Regions from separate parts of the Homo sapiens genome. Here region 1 is linked to region 2. A link is a contact called in ENCODE Hi-C or POLR2A ChIA-PET data. All regions are on one chromosome and are shown on one strand. Each heading gives the region's core, a stretch centred on a gene start or an enhancer-like site at or near the end of the contact. The rest is flanking DNA. Distances are from core to core; before and after follow the strand shown. Region 1 has its middle 68 kb from the start of COQ2. Region 2 overlaps LOC124900167 (a long non-coding RNA gene).

What was found. Hi-C counts contacts between places; a loop is a spot of excess contacts on that map. ChIA-PET counts read pairs that join two places held with the same protein, here RNA polymerase II (POLR2A). Pooled maps may share reads with other maps.
Region 1: a loop to region 2 is called in a map of GM12878, with 5 times the contacts of the local background. The contact joins two enhancer-like sites. A Hi-C loop is called at or near these places in 3 of 168 maps with a recorded cell type or tissue (B cell, GM12878 and astrocyte of the cerebellum), 35 of 37 single-sample maps with no recorded cell type and 7 of 50 pooled maps. POLR2A ChIA-PET finds 5 or more read pairs at or near these places in 8 of 52 experiments (B cell, GM12878, IMR-90 and 5 more).

The regions. Positions count from the first base shown.
Region 1 is chr4:83,213,604-83,220,554 of GRCh38, forward strand. No RefSeq gene overlaps it. Among named protein-coding and RNA genes, the nearest start is that of COQ2, 68 kb to the right of the region's middle. RefSeq lists enhancers at 3,405-3,474, 5,932-6,191. Within about 2 kb of position 3,533, at least 14 of the 41 ENCODE cell types and tissues checked have a DNase peak (open chromatin) inside an H3K27ac peak, as active enhancers do; they include B cell and GM12878, where a contact is called at or near this core.
Region 2 is chr4:83,169,934-83,177,204 of GRCh38, forward strand. The region is part of intron 4 of LOC124900167 (a long non-coding RNA gene); the gene reads right to left. Among named protein-coding and RNA genes, the nearest start is that of PLAC8, 59 kb to the left of the region's middle. RefSeq lists enhancers at 619-1,818, 1,092-1,331, 4,955-5,004. Within about 2 kb of position 5,323, at least 2 of the 41 ENCODE cell types and tissues checked have a DNase peak (open chromatin) inside an H3K27ac peak, as active enhancers do; they include B cell and GM12878, where a contact is called at or near this core.

The DNA of each region.
Region 1 (6,951 bases), core at 2,283-4,782, 42 kb after region 2:
TGTGGCATATTAGATGGTAATAGAAAATATGGAGAAAAATACAATAGGGAAGTATTGCAGTGGGGTTGTTTGCAATTTTTGATAGGGTAGTCAGGGAAAGTGACATGTGAGCAGAAATGTGGAGGAATTATGCAGCGAGCCAGGCAGAGACCTGGGGAAGAGCCCTCCAGGCAAAGGTACTGCATGTGCAAAGGTCCTGAGGTGGGAGCATGCCTGGCACTTTCAAGGAAGAGCAAAGAGGTCAGGATGGCTTGAGTAGAGAAAACATGAGTGAGAGAAACAGGAGATAACCGGGGTCAGAACACGTAGGGCAAGCTTGTCCAACCCGCAGGTACCCACAGGCCTCATGCAGTCCAGGATGGCTTTAAATGCAGCCAACACAAATACGTAAACTTTCTTAAACCATCATGAGATTTTTTTTTCTTTTAGCTCATCAGCTATCATTAGAGTTAGTATATTTTATGTGTAGCCCAAGACAATTATTCTTCCAATGTGGCCCAGGGAAGCCAAAAGATTGGACACCCCTGATGTTGGGTTTCATAGGCCACTGTAAAGACTTCAGCTTTTATCTGAGTCAGAGTGGAAGGCACTGGAGAGTTTGATCAGAGGATAATAATGATGATAATATAGTCATGCATCATTTAACAACAGGGATACACTCTTGAAAATGCATTGGTAAGCAATTTTGTCCTTGTGTGAACATCATAGAGTGCACTTACACAAACCTAGATGGTATAGCCTACTACACACCTAGGCTATATGGTATAGCCTAGTTCTCCTAGGTACAAACCTGTACAGCATGTTACTATACTGAATACTCTAGGCAACTGTAACACAATGGTATTTGTGTATTTAAATGTAGGAAAAGTATAATAAAAATACAGTATAAAATATTAAAAATGGTACACCTATATAGGGCACTTACTGTAAAAGGCGCTTGCAGGACTGGACATTGCTTTGGGTGAGCGGATCTCAACTCATACCCCAGAATCCCTGCTTGTCTGTGCTCCCATAGTGTTTACACCCTGTAGCACTTTTTTCTATCTGTTATAATTACAGATTTGGCATTTATATCCTCTCTTAGCAGTGGTTTCCTTGAATGCAGGTGCCACATCTTGCTTTTCCTTGTAGTTCTCTGAGCTCCTAGCACAGGGAAAGGCACGTAGTAGGCATTCGTTGAATGAATGAGAGAAGGAGCTACAGTGGGAAGAACCTGGGTATTATGTCTGGAAAGACTCATTTTAGGGTCCAATCTCCACCACTTCTAATTGTCCACTTATTTGACGCTGGTTGTGCAAGTTGCTTAAACTTCACGAGCCTCACTTCTCTCATCTACAAAATGCAGATAGTAATACCTAGTGAGGCTTCAATGAGATAATGCATGTCAGCACTTGGTACACTGTTCACTCTCTTTCTCCTCCTCTTGAATGAGGGAAGACAGTGATTTCTGAGGAAGGGTTAGGTAGAGGAAGTGTTAAGCAGACCAGAGGGACACTTGACCACTCAGCACTAGAAAACTCTGAAGCCTGCCAGGTTTTTGGTGGGCCTCTCTCCACACCGTCTCTTCACCCATAGCTGGCTTTTTCTGAGAACAGGTACAGGAGCAGGTACAGACTCAGCTCAGAAATGGAAGGAAATTATCTTGACATAATAAAGGCTATAGCTAATAATCATACCCAGCGGTGAAAAACTGAAGGCTTTCTTTCAAGATCAGAAACAAGACAAGAATGTCCATTTTCTACATTTCTACTCAACATACTATGGGTAGTACTAGCCCAAACAATTAGGTAAGAAAAAGAAATAAAAGGCACTCAAATTAGAAAGGAAGAAAAAAATTATATATGTTTGCAAATAATATAATCTTATTTGTAGAAAATCTGAAATATTCCAGAAAAATAAAAAACTGTTAGAACTAATACATTTAGCAAAGTTGGAGGATACAAATTCAGCGCACAAAAATCAGTTGCATTTTTAAAGACTGACAATGAGTAATCTGAAAAAAGTTAATAAAACAATCCCATTTACAACAGCATCAAATAAATAAAATACTTATCCAAGAAAGTGAAAGGCATATAGTAAACTGTAAAACATTGCTAAATGAAATTAAATAAGACACAAACAGAAAGACATCTCATGTTCAGGGATTGGAAGCATTAAAATATCCATACTACACAAAGCAATATACAGATCCAATGCAATGCTTATCAAAGATTCCAATGTCATTGTTTATAGAAATAGAAAAAAAATACTAAAATCCATATAGAATCTCAAAAATAGCCAAAACATCTTGAGAAAGGAAAACAAGGCTGGAAGCCTCACACTTCCTGATTTTAAAGCATTACAGAGGTAGGGTAATTAAAACAGAATGTCACTGACATAAAGACAGACATATAGACCAATGGTACAGAATAAGGAGCCCAGAAATAAACTCTCATGTATATCATCAAATGATCTTTGACAAGAGTGTCAAGACAACACAATGGGGAAAGGATAGTTTCTCAACAAATGGAATTGGGAAAACCGGATATCCACCTGCAAAAGAATGAAATTGGACTCTTGACTGTACAAAAATTAACTGAAAATGTATTAAAGACCTAAATGTAAGACCTGAAGCTATAAAACTCTTAGGAGAAAATATAGGAGGAAATCTTCATGACATTGGATTTGGCAATGATGTCTAGTGTATGACACAAAAGCACAGGTGACAAAAGCAAAAATAGCAAGTGGGACTGCAAAAACTTCTGTGCAGGAAAGGAAACAATCAACAGAGTGGAAAGGCAACCTGCAGAATGGGAGCAAATATCTGTAAACCATAGATCTGATAAGGAGTTAATATCCAGAATATATAAAGAACTCCTACAACTCAACCACATAAAAATAAATAATTCGATTAAAAAATAGGCAGGCTGGGTACAGTGGCTCATGCCTGTAATCCCAGCACTTTGGGAGGTGGAGGCAGGCGGATCACCTGAGGTCAGGAGTTCGAGACCAGCCTGACCAACATGGAGAAACCCCGTCTCTACTAACAATACAAAATTAGCTGGGTGTGGTGGCGCATGCCTGTAATCCTAGCTACTCAGGAGGCTGAGGCGGGAGAATCGCTTGAACTCAGGAGGCAGAGGTTACAGTGAGCTGAGATTGTGCCATTGCACTCCAGCCTGGGCAACAAGAGTGAAACTCCGTCTCAAAAAAAAAAAAAAAAACCAAAAAAACAAATTAATTGCAGCTTTTGCCATTTTTTTTTAAATATGGAAACCACAATTACTTTTGCAGCAATCTAATAAAGTAGTCAAACTCCTAGAAACAGAAAGTGAATGGTGGTTAACAGGGGCTGGGGGAGAGGGGAATAGGAAGTTCTTTAATAGGTGTTTCTGTATGGGAAGATTAAAAAGTTCTGGAGATAGACCATGGTGATGATAGCACAACATGTGAATGTACTTACTGCCACTGAATGGTGCACTTAAAAATGGTTAAGATGGGTCCTGGGCAGGGTGGCCCACTCCAAGGCCTGGGTGCAGTGGGAGGGTCCTGACGTGGTGTCCCTAGAGGCCCTCCCTGCCCCTTTCTCCCCCTGAAAGGCGTGTGTCCCCTCTCTGTACCTCGCTGGAAGCCCAGCCGCTGGCGCAGCACGTGTTCCTGGCATACCAGGCTCACGTGCATGTTAGTGAGCCACAAGATGCAGGGATGGAGAAGAAAGCCTTCGCCTACCAGTAGCTGCCTGCTAGGCACCAGGGGATGGGCTGATTTGCTCCAGAATGAATCCACATCAGGAATAGCAGTTACAATTGAGGCCGCCACCTGATTAAGTCTGTAGTAATCTCTCATTCTCCAGATCTGCCTGTCTTCTGCAAAGGCCAAACAGGCCAAGTGAGGACACCTTGAGATGGTGGACCCCCGCCAGCTGGGAAGAGGACCCTCACCTGACCATGCTGATGCTCTGATTGCAGACTTCCAACCTCCAGAACTGTGAGAAAATAAATATTTGTTGCTTAAACCACACACAAAATGGGCTAAGATGGTGAATTTTATGTATATTTTCCCACAGATACACACATACACACAAGATATACTTGAACAACACCCGCGGGGATTCTGATTAATCTGGGGCTTGGGAAAATGCATTTCAAATATGCGACTGAGGTGGTTTTGATAGGGGTAAACAAGAAGTGAAAGAAACAGGAAGATGAACTGTTACCCGTAATGTGAGAAACCTATGAGGAAGCTGAACCACCCTGTGGGGTTCTGTCACTGGGAGTGACTTCCTGGTGTTCTGCTGAGCTACTCATTTTTCACTGTTTTGGTTATTGAGGTTGAACTGCTTGAATGAAAGGTGCGATACTGGGCTCTGGGTGGGGAGAGCAAAATCTGTTAATCTCAGGGGAGATGATCAAATACAAGAAGTGCAGAACTGAAGCTCTCAAAGGGACCTTGGTAACTTCTAGCAGCTCAGCTCTCCACTTCCTCCTCTGTGCAGTGGGAAAATGAAGCCCAGTTTACGTGTTGTTATTATAGAGACCAAATGAGATAAAAGGTGTGAAAGTGTTTTTTACTTTTTAATCAATTACTCAGTTTACTCATAGGGTGAGTGCTTAAATATGGGCTCCATAAAGGGTCAGGGCAAAAGTTCTCAACCCCGAGTACATATTAACATTACTTGAGGAGCTTTGAAAAATACCCAGATTGACCTCCTCCCCTCCACGATTCTCAGTCCACTGGTCTGGGGAGGGCACCGAGTTTGGGCATTTTTTAAAAATCTCTCAGGTTTTTCTACTGGCAGCCAGGCTTGAGCACTACCCCTCTATTAGTGGTGAATTCTAAGTGGTAAAACGGGAAAGGCTTAATCAAGAAGGACTTGTTTGAGCTAGACCTTATGTAAGATTTGAGGAATAATATTTTGGGACTAGGTAGTATATATACACACTATAAAATTTAGAAGTCTAAAAGGATTTATCATGAAAAGTGTATCTTCTCTGTCCTTCTCTCTGGAGGGGAGTCAGCAACTCTGACCAGCTCTCTTTATTTTTATTTTTTTGAGACAGGGCCTCACTCTGTCACCCAGGACCCAGGCTAGAGTGCAGTAGTGTGATCATAGCTCACTGTAGCCTCGACCTCCCAGGCTCAAGTGATCCTCCTGCCTCAGTCTCCCAAGTAGATGGGACTATGGGTGCACACCACCACGCCCGGATAATTAAAAAAACATTTTTTTTTTGTAGAGATAGGGTCTTCCTATGTTACCAAGGTTGGTCTCAAACTCCTGGGCACAATTGATCCTCCAGTCTCAGCCTCCCAAAGTTCTGGGATGACAGGCCTGAGCCACTGCGGGCGGCCTTGACCAGCTCTCGTTTATAATACTGGAGATACTCTTTACAGTTGCTATTAAGGATCTTGTCAGATTGGTCAGGGGAAAGGAGAGGAAAAGAGCAGGTGTCATTTTCTGTTCCACAACCTTCCACTAGGCACAGAATATCATTTGGATAGGTATAACTTGATTGAGGAAATCCATTTAAGAAAAAAATAGAAAGTTGATTTTCAGAATAGGGCTTTCTTCTTTCCCTCCTCCTCCTCCTCCTTTTCAGTTTCTTTCTTTCTTCCTGTCACAGTAAATTCTGAGCAGCTTGAATTTTTAAAATTTAACTTTTTATTCTGAGGTAATTGTAGATTCACATGCAGTTGGTAAGAAATAGTACCAAGAGATCCCATGTACATTTTGCTTAATTTTAATTCATTTTCATTCCAGTACTAATCAAGATATTTCAGATCAAACTCTCTAGTACTGTTTTGAAAAACTACAACCCAGAATTGAGAGTGAGGTTGCAGGAGAGGGCGGGGCTGTGGAGGAACAACGTGTTTTCGTGTTTTCGGTCTTCCCTCATTGTTTCTGGGAAATCACAACTAACATGCAATGTGCCCGTGGCACAGTCCCAGCTGGGGACTAATTAAGACTCTCTGGCAACAGATGCTGTCCGCTCGTTTATATTAATAATGTCCTCCTTTGTGTGCTGGACATGCCAGGGCAAAGGAGGCCAGCTCGGGGAGAGGCTCTCTACCAAAGTGGAACCAGCAGTTTCTACCTGGGTCCTGACTCCAAGTCAGAATATGAGAAAACACTGCACTTGCCCATTCCAGATCCTGCCTTCCTGGTCTCCAGACTCAGGGAAACTAACAGATGGAGGCAGCAAGCCATTCCTGACTCTCAGGTGTCCACGCTGACTCTGAATGGTTACTGGATTCCTGGATAGCACAAGCCCTCTGTCAAACGTGATTCACAAACACAGATCACATGATGACAGAGTAACTGCGGTCCTTCTCTGCCTCTTCCTTTTTGTACTGCATTGGCAGGAAGGAACACCTGGTCAGAAGCAGGTGGCTGGAAGAAAGAGGTTTTAATCTTTTTCCAGTCCAACTCATCTTCCACAGCAGTCACCTGCATACTGTGTAACAAGTGGCCAATGCATTGAAAATGCAAACCATCAGGCCTGAGATTTTATGGGTAAGAAGGTTGCTGGATTATGCATTTCCCCGCTATGGACGTTTTGGCCCAGTATTTCGTTCTTATGCTTATGTCATTTGTGTTAATATAATACATCTGGATATAATAATACTTGGTATTTTTTTGTCGTGTGTTTTTTGTTTTGTTTTGTTTTTTGTTTGTTTGTTTTTGTTTGAGACAGAGTGTTGCTCTGCCACCCAGGCTGGAGTGCAGTGGCGTGATCTTGGGTCACTGCAACCTCCGCCTCCTGGGTCCAAGCAATTTTCCTGCCTCAGTCTCCTGAGTAGCTGGGATTACAGGCACACACCACCACGCCCAGCTAATTTTTGTATTTTTAGTAGAGACGGGGTTTCATCATGTTGGCCAGGCTGGTCTCCAACTCCTGACCTCAAGTTACCTGCCCGCCTTGGCCTCCCAAAGTGCTGGGATTACAGGTGTGAGCCACTACACCTGGCCTATGT
Region 2 (7,271 bases), core at 4,073-6,572:
CTATTGCAAGGGCGGAAAACCAAACACTGCATGTTCTCACTTATAGGTGGGAATTGAACAATGAGAACACTTGGACACAGGATGGGGAACACCACACACTGGGGCCTGTTGTGGGGTGGGGGGAGGGGGGAATGATAGCGTTAGGAGATATACCTAATGTTAAATGACGAGTTAATGGGTGCAACACACCAACATGGCACATGTATACGTATGTAACAAACCTGCATGTTGTGCACATGTACACTAGAACTTAAAGTATAAAAAAAAAGAGAAAAAAGAACTAGAACATTGCCAGCACCCTAGAAGTTGTCTCTCCCCTACCTCCATCATAACCCCTTCACCGTCTTCAAAACTCTCCACCCAGACTTTACTTCTACTGTGTCTTCTAACACAGGAGGCTGGTTTTGCCTGTGTTTGAACCTTATGTACAGATATATTAAGTACTAGATTAATTATAGATTATGTTTTCTTTTGTGTCTGACTTCTTTTGCTCAAAATTATGGTTGTGAGAGTCAGCCACATTGAGTGCACAATAACTCATTCATTCTTATTGCTGTATAATATTTTATTATATAAATATACCACTACTTATTTATCCATGCTATTTTTGCATCATTTCCAGTTTGGACTGTTATGAATAGCATAGTGCTGCTATGAGTTTTCCTGCACTATCTTTAGGTGGGTATATATATATATATGTATTTCTGTTATGTTTCAACCCAGGAGTGATATTTTGGGGTTAATATTCCGGAGCAGTGGTACTGTTACCTGCAAGAAGTCCAGGTGTGCTATGCAGTCCTCAATTTTTATCTTCTTGGGAGAAAGAACTTGGCCAAGAGACAGAAGTAGATTTAAGTCAGAAATGAGAGTTTACTGAAACAAGAGTACACTTGGAAGAAACCAAGTAGGCAACTCAAAAGATTGAGTTCCTCACCTGATCACTGGCTCAGGAGTCTTATAGATTTACTATTTCCTGTCTTTCCGCCCCCACATCTCTTCTTCTTGTCCCTGGCTCTGGGTGAGCTGTTGGCTACTCACTGCATGTGCAGTGTCTTGCCAGTATCTGGGAGGGGCTGCATGCGCCCTTTGGTGGTTGAAGTTATGCACATGCTCTCTTAGGGCAATTTCCCTTACCAGTCTAGAGCCCCAGAGGAAGGTCATATATGTGTCAAACTCTGTCATTTTGCCCCTTACTACACATGCCTGGACATGCCCCCAGAGAAAGGGCAAACTCCACCATTTTGCCCCTTACTGGGCATGCCTGGACATGTCTCCAGAGAAAGGTGCTCCACCATTTTGAGTTCTTATCAGGAAGTTGTTGCCCACAAGTCAAGAAGTCTCCTGTTTGTTAGGAAAATTTCCGCTTCCTGTTGCCAGCCACCTGACAATCACTGGACAGTTGCCTGACATTCTTTAAGGCCCTATCCTGTACTGCTCGTATCTGCCTGTCTACGTACCCTAACAGTAGCAATTTACACTCCCATCAGTAATGTATGAGAGTTCCAGTTGTGCCACATCCTTGCCACTGTCTTGGTATTGCCACCATCTTTCTTTTTACTCAGTGGTTGCTAAAGAAACTGGGAAGCAGGAACCTTGGTTTTAAGTCAAGAAAAAACAGAAATTGTACTTGGATGATTAAATAGAGTTGCCACATGTAGGAAAAAAAAAAACAAACCACAGACTATTCAGTTAAATTTGAATAAATATGTCACATGCAATATTTAAGGCACACTAAAAAATTATTCATCATTTATCTGAAATTCAAATTTAACTGGCATTCTGTATTTTTATCTGGAAACTCCATTGGGTGGGTATGGGGAATGTCTTTGTGACTGATGCTATAACAGTGAATAACTGTTCGCCACATGTCTATGGGAACGGGATATGGTAGAGAGGAAGCAAAAACAATGGAACTTCTGTAGGTTGTGCAAGAAGCCCTCCTCCCAACCCCCAGATGGAGGCCAAAGGACACTAACAGTAGCAGTGATCTATTCAGTCTCTACCTAAAGTCTTAAAAGAGCATTTTCTCTGGGAACACACAATTGTTTATTCATGGATAAAGGAAGAAAAATTGAAATCTCTTGAGATGTTTTTCCTGCCAGATTCCATGTTAAGCAGCCTTATGTATGCTATCAGATTGATCAGATTGCCTTGAGACCATTTTTTCTTCTTCTTTTTTATTTTATTTTATTTTATATTTTTTTGAGACTAAGTCTTACTCTGTCGCCCAGGCTGGAGTGCAGTGGCACAATCTCAGCTCACTGCAACCTTGGTCTCCCGGGTTCAAGCGATTCTTCTGCTTCTGCCTCCTGAGTAGCTGGGATTACAGGTGTCTGCCACCATGCCCAGCTAATTTTTTTTTTTTTTTTGTATTTTTAATAGAGACGGGGTTTCACCATATTGGCCAGGGCCAGGCTGGTCTTGAACTCCTGACCTCAGGTGATCCACCTGCCTTGGCCACTCAAAGTGCTGTGATTACAGGCGTCAGCCACTGCGCCTGTACCTAAAGTCTTAAAAAAGCATTTCCCCTGGGAACACACAATTGTTTATTCATGGATAAAGGAAGAAAAACTGAAATTTCTTGAGAGGTTTCTCCTGCCAGATTTCATGTTAAGCAGCCTTATGTGTGTTATGACATTCTAGCCTTGTGACCACTTTTTCTTCTTCTTTTTTGAGATGAAGTCTCGCTCTGTTGCCCAGGCTGGAGTGCACTGGGGCGATTTCAGCTCACTGCAACCTCTATCTCCCAGGTTCAAGCAATTCTCCTGCCTCAGCTTCCCAAGTAGCTGGGATTACAGGAACCCACCACAGCGCCCAGCTAATTTTTTGTATTTTTAGTAGAGACAGGGTTTCACCATGTTGGCCAGACTGGTCTTGAACTCCCAAACTCAGGTGATCCGCCTGCCTTGGCCTCTCAAAGTGCTGGGATTACAGGAGTGAGCCACCATGCTTGGCTCTTCTATTTTGAAGTTCAATACTTGGAAAACTTAAGCAGCTATGTCAGGCTCAAGGTCAGGTGAGCTATAGTCAACGTCTGTGCTCTTCCATTCTACCAAGTCCCCTGTCTTTTGGAAGGTGCCGAGACCAGCTCAGTTGGGGAGACCCTAACCCAATGGTGCTAGAGGAATTAAAGACACACACACAGAAATATAGAGGTGTGAAGTGGGAAATCAGGGGTCTCACAGCCTTCAGAGCTGAGAGCCCTGAACAGAGATTTACCCACATATTTATTAACAGCAAGCCAGTCATTAGCATTGTTTCTATAGATGTTAAATTAACTAAAAGTATCCCCTATGGGAAACGAAGGGATGGGCCAAATCAAAGGAATAGGTTGGGCTAGTTAACTGCAGCAGGAGCATGTCCTTAAGACACAGATTGCTCACGCTATTGTTTGTGGCTTAAGAATGTCTTTAAGCAGTTTTCCACCCTGGGCGGGCCGGGTGTTCCTTGCCCTCATCCCGTAAACATACAACCTTCCAGCTTGGGTGTTAGGGCCATTATGAACATGTTACAGTGCTGCAGAGATTTTGTATATGGCTAGTTTTGGGGCCAGCTTATGGCCAGATTTTGGGGGGCTTGCTCCTAACTGGAAGTTTTATTCTCAGCAGTTACTATTTATTGACTCCCTGGGGTCTTGCGCTGGGCTCTGTTTTTCTGAGCCAATCTGAGCTATCCAGATGGGATCAGGTAAAACAGCTGAGTAAGTCTCTCCTTGGCGTTCCAGGGCTCTTAATTCCCCCTATTTCCAGCCCCTCCTTTGCCCTCTGTATGCCTCCTTCTGGCATTCAGCCACCTACCAAATAATTCCATGGGTCGCATCAACCCACCAGCCCCTCATTAGAGATTAACCTAATTTCTGGAACAAGAAAGTAAAATAAAGTCAGTGGAAAAGGCCCTACTTTTTGTCACCTGTGTTAGGCCATAGCCAGGGAAAGGATCCCTTCCTCTTTATACATTGAAAGTGGAGAAAGGTTAGTTTCATACCAGTAGTTGGCTTCTGGACTCCTACATCTCCTGCAGCCTCCCAGATCCCTTCAGATCTGTTCCTTTCAAGGACCTCCCTTGTTCTTGAGCTTCTCCAGAAGCCAGAAACCCCACAGTAAGCCCTTTAGTCCTGCAACTGAGTGTGTATTTAGGGCCAATTCCCTCCCCTACTCCCACAGAACCTCTGGGTCTCCCAGAATTCATAAGTCTCTGCATCAGGATAAGATTCTGCCTCATCTACCAATGGTGTCATTTCTGAAATTTTAGCCAAAAGAATGAAAACTCTCAGTTATAAGGAAATTAAAAAATGATTATGTGTAGTTGAAGATATGGCATTTCCTAATTTAAGCTACACAATTTATATAAACAAAGTGTACTCCAAAACATTTTTCTTCATGTTAAAAATGGTGCTCATGCTTGATAATGCTTAAATTAGGAGTCCTCTCAGGAGTATTTGTGTTTTTCATAGCACAAGACTTGGAAAGTTTCTGACACTGGCAAAGTTTAGTTATCCTCCTTTCATCAAGCAAGTCAAAGGGACTTGGCTCACTAAAACATTTGTGAGGGGAAGAGATAAAAAGCAGAGGGTAAACTGGGTCTATCGATGCCTCCATTGTCTTCCATCATTAACCTCTCCAGTAACCTAATTTATTAAGCTTCTTCTCTACTTTTGTCCTATAATTTATTAAACTGGTGTCAGGCATACATGGTTCTAGAGGAAGACTGCCCTTTCACACCCAGACCCTCTATGCGTGCCCTCTGAAGCTCTTCACAATGTGACCTACCCTATTTCTTCAGTCCTTTTGATTTCTACTTCCATAAGTTATCCCATCACTACTCAGCAAGCAGCCCCTCTATATCTATTCCTGCTGTCAGTTACCGTCTCCTGTCTTCCTCTTTACCTGTTAACATCCCATCCCTAGTGCCCATCCACCAGGAAGCCATTTCTAACCTTCCATGTTGGATTTGCCTTTCCCTCCTCTGAACTTGCAAACCCCTTTCCAGATGTGGTGGAGAACCCTCTGGTCTGGCGCTCAGGACACTAGGATATCATTACAGCACTGATACTTGGCTCCCTCTGTGCTTTTTCTCTAAATGACAATGATACTATTTTCACTTCCTCCTTCCCACGGTTATTAAAAATATACAGGAATCTATACTAATAGCAGACATGAGATTTATATACGTGTATTCTGAGCATGTACACCTTTTCTTTTGACTTATTTGTAGGTTTTTTTTGAGGACAGGTAACTGGACCTCAGTCATCTTTGTGTCCCCCAAAGATAATGGCCTACACATAGCCTAGAAAATAGTAGGTGCTCAATACAATTGTATTTATTTATACCAGTGGTTTTCAACCATGGGTGATTTGCACCTCCCATCCGCCCTGCCCCACCCAACCACCACCTGCCTGAGACATATGGCAATGTCTAGTAACAGTTTTAGTTTCTACAATTCAGGGAGATGGCAGAGAATTGCTACTGGCATCTAGTGGGTAGAGGCCAGGGAAGCCGCTAAGCATCCTACAATGCACAGGACAGGCCCTGCCTTCCCTAACTTTCAACAAGAAGTTATTCGGCCCAATGGTGGCAAGGCTGAGAAACTCTGATTTATACCCTTGATCTTAAGGAGATTTGAGCCATTTACAAACTCACATATGCAATAAGATACCAAATGCAAAATGAAGAAATCAGGCACAGGAAAAATAAAGCCTAGAGCAGCTTTAGTGCGTGCTTTAAGGTTCCTATACAATGCTAGACATCACTGCACATTAGACCCTGAGCTTCTGATCAGGCAAAGCAAAGAGGGAACACAAATATTTAGGAGATTGGCCATGTCCATAAAAGACAAACAAATTAAAACCTAGAGAAATTTCTCGTCAAAATGGAGGTGATGCATGAAAAAGAGTGATCTAAGCCTTTAACAGTAGTTCTATAATAACTAGAACAGACATTTCCTAATGTAGGCTTAAAGAGTATGGAGGGATTACAGTATGAGCACTGAAAGTAACGTATGAGAAGCTAAAATGATCCCATCCAAGTACTTATCTGTCTGATAATCTGAGATAATTCAAGATTAAAAATCAGATTTTTAAAGACTTTTTTGATACAGAGTCTTGCTCTGTGATCCAGGCTGGAGTGCAGTGGTGCCATCTCAGCTCACTGCAAACTCCACCTCCTGGGTTCAAGCAATTCTCGTGCCTCAGCCTCCCGAGTGGCTGGAATTACAGGCGTGTGCCACCATGCCTGGCTAATTTTTGTATTTTTAGTAGAGAATGGATTTCACTATGTTGGCCAGGCTGCTCTCCAACAGCTGGCCTCAAATGATCCGCCTGCCTCGGCCTCCCAAAGTGCTGGGATTACAGGTGTGAGCCACAGAACTTGGCCTAAAGATTGTTTAGAGGAGTACAAGGGGGCATGTTCCTTGATAATTCTTCATAAATAGCATTTTTGCCAGCTATTTATGAGGTTTAGTAAGAACTGGGCAGTGGTGAGACTGAGTTAAAAGTCTGGCAAGACCTTGAGTTCAGATTCCCAGCTCAAGCTGCTTATCCATGAGAAGAGGTATGCAGATGGAAAGGTATATAACGTATTGCATTGTTATAAAAATTAAGGAATGGAGTGGGGACACACAGCTGAATAGAAGACCACCCTAGTGTAGCATGGAAGTGAGCTTAAGTCATCTACCTACAGGAAAGTTTGTTTCCCTCAGAAACCACCTCTGGGGCTGCTTCAGCAAGTGACCACATGGCTGATAAAAGTCCCCAAGTTCTGTACCATAGAGCCTGGAAAACTTTTGTAGTAGGTATTACCACCTTCTCCCATGGTAATAAAAGAATGTAACAATACACCTACAGAGTCAAATTTTAAGTACAGAAAGTCCCTCAACTTATATGGGGTGATGTCCAGATAAACTTATTATAAGTAAACAAAATTATTAAGTTGAAAATGCATTTAGTTCAGATAAATTCATCATGAAGTTGGAAAATTGTAAGTGGAATTATTGTAAGTTAGGGACTGTCTGTAATGTAACTTCCTAGTCAATGCTGTAAAGATAAAAGAATTGCAATATGGAACCTTAGATATTATAATAAGTTGATCTTCTAAAAATACTAATTGGCCCTATTCTGCTTCTGAACCATTTGATCTGGTTGTAGAGATTGAGTGAGTGATCTGGAATTGGTATTTTTAAGGCTTCCCAGGTAATTACAAAGTGCAGCCAGGGTTGAGAATCACCACATTAAAGGAAATGATGATTTTTGAGTATTGAATTAGTCCAACTTGAGT